Linked DNA regions of Homo sapiens: region 2 is linked to region 1. The links are chromatin contacts, found by Hi-C or POLR2A ChIA-PET in ENCODE. All regions are on one chromosome and are shown on one strand. The core of a region is the stretch at or near the end of the contact, and the rest is flanking DNA. Distances in the headings are between cores, read along the strand shown.

Region 1 (5,322 bases), core at 1,600-4,099:
AGGCTGCAATGAGCCATGATCACACCATTGCACTCCAGCCTGGGTGACAGAGCAAGACCCCATCTCCAAAAAAATAAAAAATTTTAAAAAGCAGAGAATGGTTTGGCAGCTTCTCAAAATGCTAAACCTACAGTTACCATATGAGATAGCATTTCCACTCAGGTATATACCCAAACACATGAAAACAAATATCCACACTAAAACTTGCACAAAAGTATTCCTAGCAGCATTTTTTCCCAATAGGCAAAAAGTGTAAACGACCCAAATGTTCATCATATGATGAATGGATAAACAAAGTGCAGTTATTCACACAGTGGAACGTTAGACAACCATCAAATGGCATAAAGTACTGACACATAATACAACATAATGAACCTTGAAAACATGCTAAGTGGAAGAAGCCAGACACAAAATACCATATATTGCATGACTCCATTTATCTGAAATATCTAGAATAGGCAAATCACAGAGTTAGAAACTAAATTCATGGTTGCCAAGGATTGGGGGAGTAGGCGAAATGGGGGGTAATTGCTCAATAGCATGACATTTCCTTTTGGGCTGATGAACATGTTCTAAAATTAGATTTTGGTGATGGTTGCACAACTCTGAAAATACTAAAAACCATTGAACTGTGCACTTTCAGTGGGTGAGCTGTATAAGAATCATATCTCAAAAAGCTGTTTTTAAAAAAGTACCTAGCCTGGCATGGTGGCTCAAGCCTGTAATCTCAGCCACTGGGGAGGCTGAGGCGAGAGGATTGCTTGAGGCAGGAGTTTGAGACCAGTCTGGGCAACGCTGTCTCTACAAATAATTTTTTTTTAATTAGCTGGGCATGGTGGTGTGCACCTGTATTCCCAACTACTTGGGAGTCTGAGGCAGGAAGGATTCCTTGAACCCTGGAGTTCAAGTCTGCAGTGAGCTATGATGGCACCACTGCACCCCAGCCTGGGCAACAGAGTGAGACCCTGAGACCCTGTCTCTAAAAAAGGAAAAAGAAAACAACCTAGATTTCCCCCTACCCAAAACACACTACAGAATATCTGAGATCAAACTGCAAAAAAGAAATAGAGGCCGGGCGCAGTGGCTTACACCTGTAATCCCAGCACTTTGGGAGGCCAAGGTGGGCGAATCACGAGGTCAAGAGTTTAAGACCAGCCTGGCCAACATGATGAAACCCCATCTCTACTAAAAATACAAAAAATTAGCGGGGCATGGTGGCACGTGCCTGTAGTCCCAGCTACTCGGGAAGCTGAGGTAGGAGAATTGCTTGAACCTGGGAGGCAGAGGTTGCAGTGAGCCGAGATCAAGCCACTGCACTCCAGCCTTGGTGACAGAGCGAGACTCTGTCTCAAAAAAAAAAAAAAAAAGAAAAAAGAAATAGAATATTGTTTTTGACTTTGAAATAAACATTACTAGTTTACTTCATGTATATGTTTTAATGTATCCTGAAATGTATTTAATGTATATTTTAAAATAAAAAAGCAAAGAAGACCTAAACTAATAGATATTTCTTTTCCCAGCAAACCATAGCTAATTCCAGTGGATACTCAGCCTGCCACTTACCTTGTGAAATCGAATGAGGCCGGGCTAGACCTGGCAGCAAGTACTATTCTATACGCCATATATTTTAACTGTGAGAGCTCAAGTCAAGTCATAAACCTACATTTCCATAGATCCCAGACAAAAATAAACACAGACTATTATTTCTAATCCTTCCTCTCTGCTTTTCTCAGAGTGCTGATTAGATTGCATATTCTATGAAAGGATGAGTTCAATCTTTTCTAAAGTATTTCCTCACGGGTTCATCTGTGATTAAGGGTATAAGTTTTTCCCATTTGAAAGATGCATGATCCAGCTGTTCTTTTTGTCTGCCGCAACTTCTTGTTAGCCTTTCTGGAACTAAAGAGAGAAAAATAATGTTTGACTATAGTGACCTGAACATGTCCCTCCCAAACGAGAAGAGGGTCTTTTGTATGTACACCCAAGATAATAGCTTTTTTTAACCAGTAGTGATCTGTCATTCTAATTCTCTGTTACAATTTCGAAAGTTGTTGCGTATTTTATCTTTTAGGTCTTTAAAAATTCCATCCGTTTTGGCTAATGTGAAATGTCATACATGGAGGCCTGATAAGTTGAGAGCTAAATGTTTTAAGACCTCTCAAGTAATAATCACTAAGTACTTCATTTTCAAACATACACCATTCATTTGCGGCTGCAGAATAAAATGCTCATCACAGAGTCACACCACTGGCCCCAGGCCAGATTTTTCATCTTGGACCTTTGGTACATTTGGACTCCTCAAGCAACTAGCTATCTCCCTGGGCCTCCCAGTTTTTGCCTTTCATGGTAGGTGGAGGACCACCGTATGTAAAAACGAGGCAGAAAAAGCCTTTCTCCCTCTGCACAGAAATCCAGAGGAGCCATTTCTCAATAAACATCTAGGTCACCTCCAGGGCAGTGGAGGGTGTGTGAGGAGCTGCGCCCGCCTGGGTCCCCTCCTGCAGCTCCTGCTGGAAAGGCTGTCCAGAACACCCTGGGGAATTCTTATTCAAAGGGTCCAGGTTAACACTGTCTGCATCCCCAGGGATCCCCCTACACTCACAGGCTGGCTGATTTCCAAGAACTACCAATCCTCAGCCCTGTCCTAGAGGCAACCAATTTAATTTATATCAAAAAGAAAATTTAAAAAGCTTGTCACATAATCCAAAATAATCAAATGACATATGGACTTGAGTCAATGAATAGCTCTCATACAGGAAACAAGGCAGGCAGACCTGCTGACTGGCTGGGGTCTGGCTGAAATCTGAATTCAAGTTTAACGGGAAAATCAACTTTTCTCCTGGTGAAAGGACAGGAAAGTCAGGCCAGTATTTACTAGGCTGCGGATCTCCAAGTTTCAACCACAGGAAAGGTTCAAACAGGAAGGCAAAAATCTTTCTAGACAGAAAAACTATTCTCATAATGCGTATAAGCTTAAATGAAAAAAAGGAAGGTGCTGAATGGTGTCTAAATGTGCCAACTTTTGGTTTTAAAAATTAGGAATAGAAATATATGTTCCTACTTGCTTGATTTTGCATAAAAAACTCTGAAAGGATACACTAATAACTGATAAAAGCAGTTACTTGATTTGGGAGTGAAGAACTAGGAGGACAGAGATCAGGAGTAAGAGCTGGACTTTTCATCTATATCTTTTGCGTATGTATTTTTATTACTGTTTAACCATGTGTGAGGAAATGCTCTAGGTGCTATAGGAAATATGAGCAAAGAAAATTGATCCCTTAAGGAGCTTACATTGTAGTGAAAGACAACAAGTGTAAACACATAAAAATAAGTACATTAGATGATCATAAAAATAAAAAAGTAGAGAAGGGTAAGGGGGCTAGGAGTTAGGAGAGGAACAGTTTGCAGTAATTAAAAAAGGTGATAGAGGAGGCTCATCACGGTTAGATCTGCAGTGATTTGTGGGAGGTGATGGGGTGGAAATATGAATCTTTAGGGGAAGAGTGTGTCAGGCAGAGGGAACAGCTTTGGTGGTGGCTCTCAACTGAGGACAATTTTGCCCTTTAAGGGGCAACCAGAGATGACTGAAAACATGTTTGATTGTCATGACTGCAGAGGATGCTACTGGCATCCAGCGGGTAGAGAGAGGACAGGATCCTGCTAAACATTCTACATTCCACAGGACAGCCCCCACAACAAAGAATTGTCCAGCCCAAAATGTCAGTAAGAGCTACTGCGAGGACATCTACCCAGTAACTGCCTATCCAGTGTCGGACTGACATCACCCTCGTTGTTGATCCTTGTAGCCAAAAATAATCATTTCAAAACAATTATGTAATCCTCTTCATTTTTCCTTTAAAACCTTTTATCTTATCTTACCTCCTTGAATACGCACGTAGTTTACTATGGCACACATATTCCCATTGCAATGCCCTATTTCCGAGTAAATATGATTTTTGTAACACCCTATTCTAAAGATACTTATTCAGGAGGAGGACATTGCAAGGGGGAATTGCAATGCCCTCTGTTTGTTATTTAGATTGACAGTTCACAAGGCTACTTCTTTACAACAGTGCTCATACTTCCTCTTATCATGCACAGCAGTATTTGAAAGGTCCTTCATTCCTCCTCTCCACCATCTCTAGCCTCATTACAAAGCATAGCTTCACAAAAATTGCAGAAACTACCATTGTTGGGGCTCTATTCTGTTCTTAGTTAAGAATGGAGGGCCGGGCACTGTGGCTCATGCCTGTAACCCCAGCACTTTGGGAGGCTAAGGCGGGAGAATCACGAGGTCAGAAGTTTGAGACCAGCCTGACCAATATGGTGAAATCCAGTCTCCACTAAAAATACAAAAATTAGCTGAGTGTGGTGGTATGTGCCTGTAATACCAGCTACTTAGGAGGCTGAGGCAGGAGAATTGCTTGAACCCAGGAGGTGGAGGTTGCAGTGAGCTGAGATCGCGCCACTGCACTCCAGCCTGGGTGACAGTCAGACTCTGTCTCAAAAAAAAAGAATGGAGAAAAAATCAAAAACAGAATATTATCTTGTTGATAACTAAACCTCAGGTTGTGGGGGTCAGGTCAAAAAGAAATGGGAAAGATGGAAGCAAATCGAAGTAATGAAGAGGGAGGTGGTTTTCTTTCCTTTTCAAGGAAAAAGAGGGATTGGTGTCTCTGCAGAGGTAGAGAGCAGAATGCAGACTTCAAGTCTCCCATCTCTGTTGACTCAGTCAGTGATCAGAGACTCTAGAAAAATCCTGGAGTTTCCTATCCTTTTTGTCTCCTTGTTACTGTTTTCCCATTTGTGGCTACCTAGTAATTGCTCTATAATTTTTTTTTTTTCTTTTGAGACTGAGTTTTGCTCTTGTTGCCCAGGCTGGAGTACAGGCATGCGCCACCACACCCAGCTAATTTTGTATTTTTTGTAGACATGGGGTTTCTCCATGTTTGTCAGGCTGGTCTCAAACTCCCAACCTCAGGTGATCCGCCCACCTTAGCCTCCCAAAGTGCTGGGATTACAGGCGTGAGCCGCCGCGCCTGGACTTGCTCTATAATTGTTTAGCAGAACCACTGCAAAACAGAACTGAATGACGTGAGGACTCTTCTCAGCATTTCTAGAACCAAAGTATCTACTGGTAGGCTGGAAAACACAAGGTTTATTTGAGTAAGAGTGACTGGTTTCGTTTAACTGGAATATCACTCAGGTTTGAGAGAGTAATGAACAATAAAATTGGTTGCTGGGGTGATATTAAAATATTTAATAACCACTATGGTTATAAAAATGAATACATAAACTGACATATTTCGGACACTTGAAAAT
Region 2 (5,322 bases), core at 1,354-3,853, 110 kb before region 1:
TTCCAGAAAGGTGCTGGAGGAGACATCTAGCTTTGGGGAGCTAACATCCTTAAATAAATTTCTTTTCTGCTTGAACTGGCTAGCTAGAGGGGTTTCTGTTGTTTGCAACTGAGAACCCTGGCAGAGCTATCTATTCAGACGGTTTTCATTAATTTATGTCAGAAATGCTCAAACTTTTTAGTCTCATGATCTCTTTACTGGATTAAAAAATTATCATGAACTCTGAAAAGCTTTTGTTTAGTTAGGCTATATTTATCAATATTTACCATACTATATCTTAAGATTTAAGAAAGTATGTATCTATTAATTCATTTCAAAATAACAATAATAAACCTATTTCACATCAACAGAAATAATAAAATTTTATGAAAAATGTTTCTAAAACAAAAAAATTAGTGAGAAGTGTAACATTAATTTTTATTTTTGCCAGTCTCTTTGATGTCTGAATAAGTAGAGGTGAGTTCAATTTTCTTATCTTCTAAATTTAATCTGTTGCAATATGTTTTGTTGTTTTGGTTGACATATATAAAGAAAATCTGGTCTTACATATTACTAGCTTTTCAGATAATTCCAGATAATTCTTCTTTGATATTACACCAAAACTTGACAAGTAGCACTTTCTTAAATGTTAGTTGCAATGTGGAATCTAAAACCATTATCAATGAACTTTTCATACTCTGTTACATTACAATGTATTGGTATCTCTTTCACTTTGATGAGATCACTTACCCACACACAATTTTGAAACATCATACATTGGTCATGTGGAAAATATACTTTCAACATTTTATTATAGGATATTAAAAAATTATATCCATTACTGTTATCTCCAATTTCATCAATCACACCAGTACTTTTTGTCAAGACAACCGTCACACTGTCATGCAGAAGTGCTTTGTGCAGGAGTACAGGCACAGAGGAAAGGACATGTGAGGACACAGGGAGAAGGTGGCCCTCTGAAATCCAGGAAGAGAGGCCTGACCAGAAACCTGCCCTGCTGACATGCTGAGCATGGACTTCCAGCCTCCAGAACTATAGGAAAATAAGTTACCGTTGTTTAAGCCACCCAGTCTGTGATATTATGCTGTGGCAGTCCAAGCTGACTGAAACAGCTACACACAAGCTGGGAGCAGGCGTCCAGCCTGACTCACTCTATCCATGCAGTCCCACACTCACTTGCTTTCATATATGGTAGGGGTTCTCCTCACTAGTCACGCGGTTACCTGACATTGTATCATTTAGGATGCTTTTGGGCACAAGGAATATAAGTGTCTTAAACTGAAAGAAACCCAACCAAAAGTGTCTTGAACTAAAAGAACAAGAAGTCCAAAGGCGGGTGCCTCCAGGGTTGTAACTCAGAGGCTCACAAAGACCCAAGGGTTTCCTGTTTTCCATCTTTCTATTATCCTGCCCTCTGGATGTGATTACCCCACATGATGGCAAAGTGGGTGCAGAAGTTCCAGGCATCAGAACCCGACTGTAAGACGTCTAGCAAAAAAGAGAGATGCTCTCATCCAGGTATCTCTCTTACGAGCAAGAACACTGTTTTCCAGACTCCCCGCACGTCCACCCTCAACTTTCTCTCAGGTTTCATTGGCTGAGACCGGGACATATGGCCAAGTGGACACAATCATCAGCAAGAGGAATGAAACCAACAAACAAGCCTCCCCTCCAGGGTCTGAGTGGGTGGGCCCAGTCTCCTGTGATAAATGATCCAAAGGGGAAACAAAGGGCTGTTTTCGTCATCCTCTGGCTCCTGGTGTAAATTTGCGATCATGTTATAAGCTTGTAATTGTGCTATAAGTCTGCTACTATGTCCCTGAACTTGGACCGTTAGGCAAGAAAGTATAAATGTTATGATGCAAATCCTAACAGATACTCTTCCTGTCCCATCCACATCCCTCAGACCCCACCATTTCCGGGTGCTCCCCAAAAGACAGATGACTTCCGGCTGCTAGCACCTCTCCTCGGAATTAACAACCCCTCCTCAATGCCTTCAACCAATGACTGACAGGAGTTGGTGTCTAAATGTCCCAGTGTGCTCACCTCTGGAGGTCTAATTATGGGCTATGTCCTACTCCATTTCCTAGACTCGGCTCCAGCTGCCCACTGGGGCAGCTGGCTTACTCACGCACCTTTTACTGGCTGCCTCCCCTGTCCCGTTTCCCCTCTCCCCTGCTGATACTCCCTTCCCTGCCCAAAGAAATCATTTGCATTTGAACCCTTGTCTCTGGGTCTACTTCTGGGGAAACTCAAAGACACAAACTATTCTATGCTATATAAATCAAGCCAGAAGAGTACAGGGAACTCCCAGGGTGAGTTTCAACTCCATCCTGAACCATGAAAGGTGGGAGGAATTGGAACCCACTGGGCATGTGAGCTGACCACATCTCATCGGGGCTGGAGTCAGACTCAGCTCTGATGTTATAAGATCTCTTAAGGGAGTTCTCTTGCCAAGACATCCTCATTAAACACGTCCCCCAGGAAGTTAGGAACCTATTTTGGGGCAAAGGCAGTGACAGGGGTGGGGAGTGTGAGGAATCCCCAGAGACAAACAAAATGACTTCATACTTTCAAGGGCAAATAAACATAGTGCAAGCTGAGTGTGCATGAAAACTAAAAGGGAAGTAATCAAACATGGGAGTGGCTCAACAGCTCGGTCCTTAGGAATATGGACTCTGCTAGTGTCTGACCTGTACAAGGATTTTAGAGAGTGTTCGCCTGGTTTCTGACTAATCAAGTGCAAGAAAAAAATCTACAGTCAATAATAGAGTGTTGTAAATGCTGAAGTGAGAAAATCTTTAAAACCTCTTTCTATGATTTTAGTCCAATTTTCTATTCCCACCCATTGTTTTCTGTGTCTCAGCATACTTATCGTTAGGCTTTTCTTTTTTCTAAGAGCACCTCACTCTCTGAAGTGTGTTGTCATATTTTGTATCAGTTTTCCCTCACAACGGTAGGTCAATATCATTTTTTCCCTGTTTAAGGAAGAAAAAGCAAGGCCAGAGAGGGAGACAAGCCTCTGGCTCAGGTCAGACAGGGAGTTACCAGGAACCCTTTCCTGCTGCCTGCGGGCAAGGCACCTCCGGGACATGTGTAAACAAGATAAAACAAGGCCAGTTACTTCCTTAAGGAAATTAAAACTCCTAATTTGGAAAACTTTCTCCCTGAAGCTTTAAGTCTAGGTCAATATGACAAGTGCAATGAAGTACCCTACTTTCATCTCTTTGTCTATCTAATTTCTCCCTAGATCAATCCCCACCTCCTCTGGGAAGTTCTCCTTGATTATGTCAGCCTTCAGGAGTCTTCCTCTCCTCTCTGCACTTGACCATACTTTGCCATCACATGGCAAGTGCTATGTGTTCTGTGCGGTTTTCCTGGTCCCTTGCATGATCTCTGGCACATAAAAGTCCAGTATGTATTATTTAATGACTGCATGAAGTTTTATGACAAATATGTTGCATGTACCTCTGTGTGTGTGTGTGTGCGCGCGCGCGCGTGCGCGTGCACTTGGGAAATGGTGAGAGGCTGGGAGCAGTCCCACCCCCAACTTTAATTAATCAGTCAAGACAGGTGAAGTCTGAAGACCACAATGCCGTAGTCACAAAGTGACTGGGGACCACAAAACCATGTTGCTTCCTACACATTCCTGACAAAAGTAATCTTTGAAGTTCTGATGTTCCTTACCATCACAGCACTTGCAAATATTACAATCGCAGGCTAGCAAATGACCCAGTCTACTCAACTGACCACCCGACAGAAAGCGCAGTTACACTAGGCTCTGCCGGAGCCAGAAGCCGGCAAAGACTCCACTGCAGGGTCCAGCTGTCTTACACACACTTGCACAGGCACGCTGGCAGAGCACAGCCACATCAAACAGATGAGTGCTCCTCCATCTCCCTGCTTCTTACGTTCACATTTGGCCACTAATCATTAATTCATCCACAAGAGTTTACTGGGAAGCTACCATGTACCAGGCCCTAAACCAGGGACTGATGAGCACAAACAGCTCCTCTACGCCCACACTGGCAAACGTTCAGGTGTTCACAGCTTCTGGTCGGCTGACGATGACTCACCTTGCTTTCCAGAGCTGTTTTATTTTCTTCATTGTTAGTATATAGTAATGGTTATCGTAGATGGGGACGCTCTGTCTGAACTTGATCTATTCTCCTGCATGATTAGTGGACACTCTTTGTTGCTTGGTGGAGAAAAAGCAGCCACAAAAGTCATGTCCTCATTTTGGTCCTCAGTTTCTTTCCTTTTCTTTTTCTTTCTTTTTTTTTTTTTTTTTTTTTTTTTTTTTTTGAGACAGGGTCTGGCTCTATTGCCCAGGCTAGAGTACAGTGGTGCAATCACAGCTCACTGCAGCCTAGACCTCCTGGGCTCAATCTACCCTCCCATCTCAACCTCCTGAGTAGCTAGGACTACAGGTGTGTGCCACCGTGGCCAGCTAATTTTTGGGTGTTTTTTTTTTTTTTTTTTTTTGTAGAGATGGGGTTTTGCCATGTTGCCCAGACTGGTCTTAAATTCCTGGGCTCAAGTGATCCGCCAGCCTCGGCCTCCCAAACTCCTGGGATTACAAGTGTGACCCACCGTGCCCAGCCAGTCCTCAATTTATCTGTATTATGGCTGAGCACACCAGGTGGTCAACAAAGCCAGCACCTGGCAGCAAGAGTAGGCTAAACTCCTGCGCAGTCTTGATTCAGCAGTTTTGAAGCCATTCCTTGCAGTTCTTTGCTCAGGGGCCTCCCTCCAATCCACTCGGAGACTCACATTGAGTAGGATACAGAAATCACTGCACATGGCGCTCCTCCCCACTGAATGCTTCATTATAACCCAACAGGAAAGAAGTTTAAACTAAACAAATGCTCTCTTTCCTTTTCTTCCCCCACCCATCAGTCTCTGTCATCTTGATAGAGAAAATATGGCTGTTAATAGCCTGCAGTGGAACAAACATTTGCATGACTGTTACCTCAGAGCCCATAATTCTGAGCTAATTGGCTGATGGTGCTTAAAATGATTAAGTGATTGTAATTTATATGATTAACCAATTAAACCATCCTCCAGTGATTGGTTCAGGGTAGGCCTTGAGATGTGCGCTTGTCTCTCAGCATGAAGGCCAACGCCGCCGTACAGTATTAAATGTTCTTCCAAATGCTGAGTTGTTCCTCTGACCAGCAGGTAAAATCCTTTACACTGGGTGGTTAAATTTGATCATGTTCAGTGAATGGCTACCAAAAACTCAGTGACTGGCATAAAAGTGGGAGACAGGGCAATGATTCTTTAAGAATAACATAAAGGGACAAAGTGGCTGTGTTGTTT

The links. Hi-C counts contacts between places; a loop is a spot of excess contacts on that map. ChIA-PET counts read pairs that join two places held with the same protein, here RNA polymerase II (POLR2A).
Region 2: a map of PC-9 shows a loop between it and region 1 (2.1-fold over the local background). The contact joins two enhancer-like sites. A Hi-C loop is called at or near these places in 1 of 168 maps with a recorded cell type or tissue (PC-9). POLR2A ChIA-PET finds 5 or more read pairs at or near these places in 1 of 52 experiments (OCI-LY7).

Annotation. Positions count from the first base shown.
Region 1 is chr7:27,311,803-27,317,124 of GRCh38, reverse strand. No RefSeq gene overlaps it. Among named protein-coding and RNA genes, the nearest start is that of EVX1-AS, 67 kb to the right of the region's middle. Within about 2 kb of position 2,849, at least 2 of the 41 ENCODE cell types and tissues checked have a DNase peak (open chromatin) inside an H3K27ac peak, as active enhancers do; they include PC-9, where a contact is called at or near this core.
Region 2 is chr7:27,422,197-27,427,518 of GRCh38, reverse strand. No RefSeq gene overlaps it. Among named protein-coding and RNA genes, the nearest start is that of EVX1-AS, 180 kb to the right of the region's middle. Within about 2 kb of position 2,603, at least 4 of the 41 ENCODE cell types and tissues checked have a DNase peak (open chromatin) inside an H3K27ac peak, as active enhancers do; they include PC-9, where a contact is called at or near this core.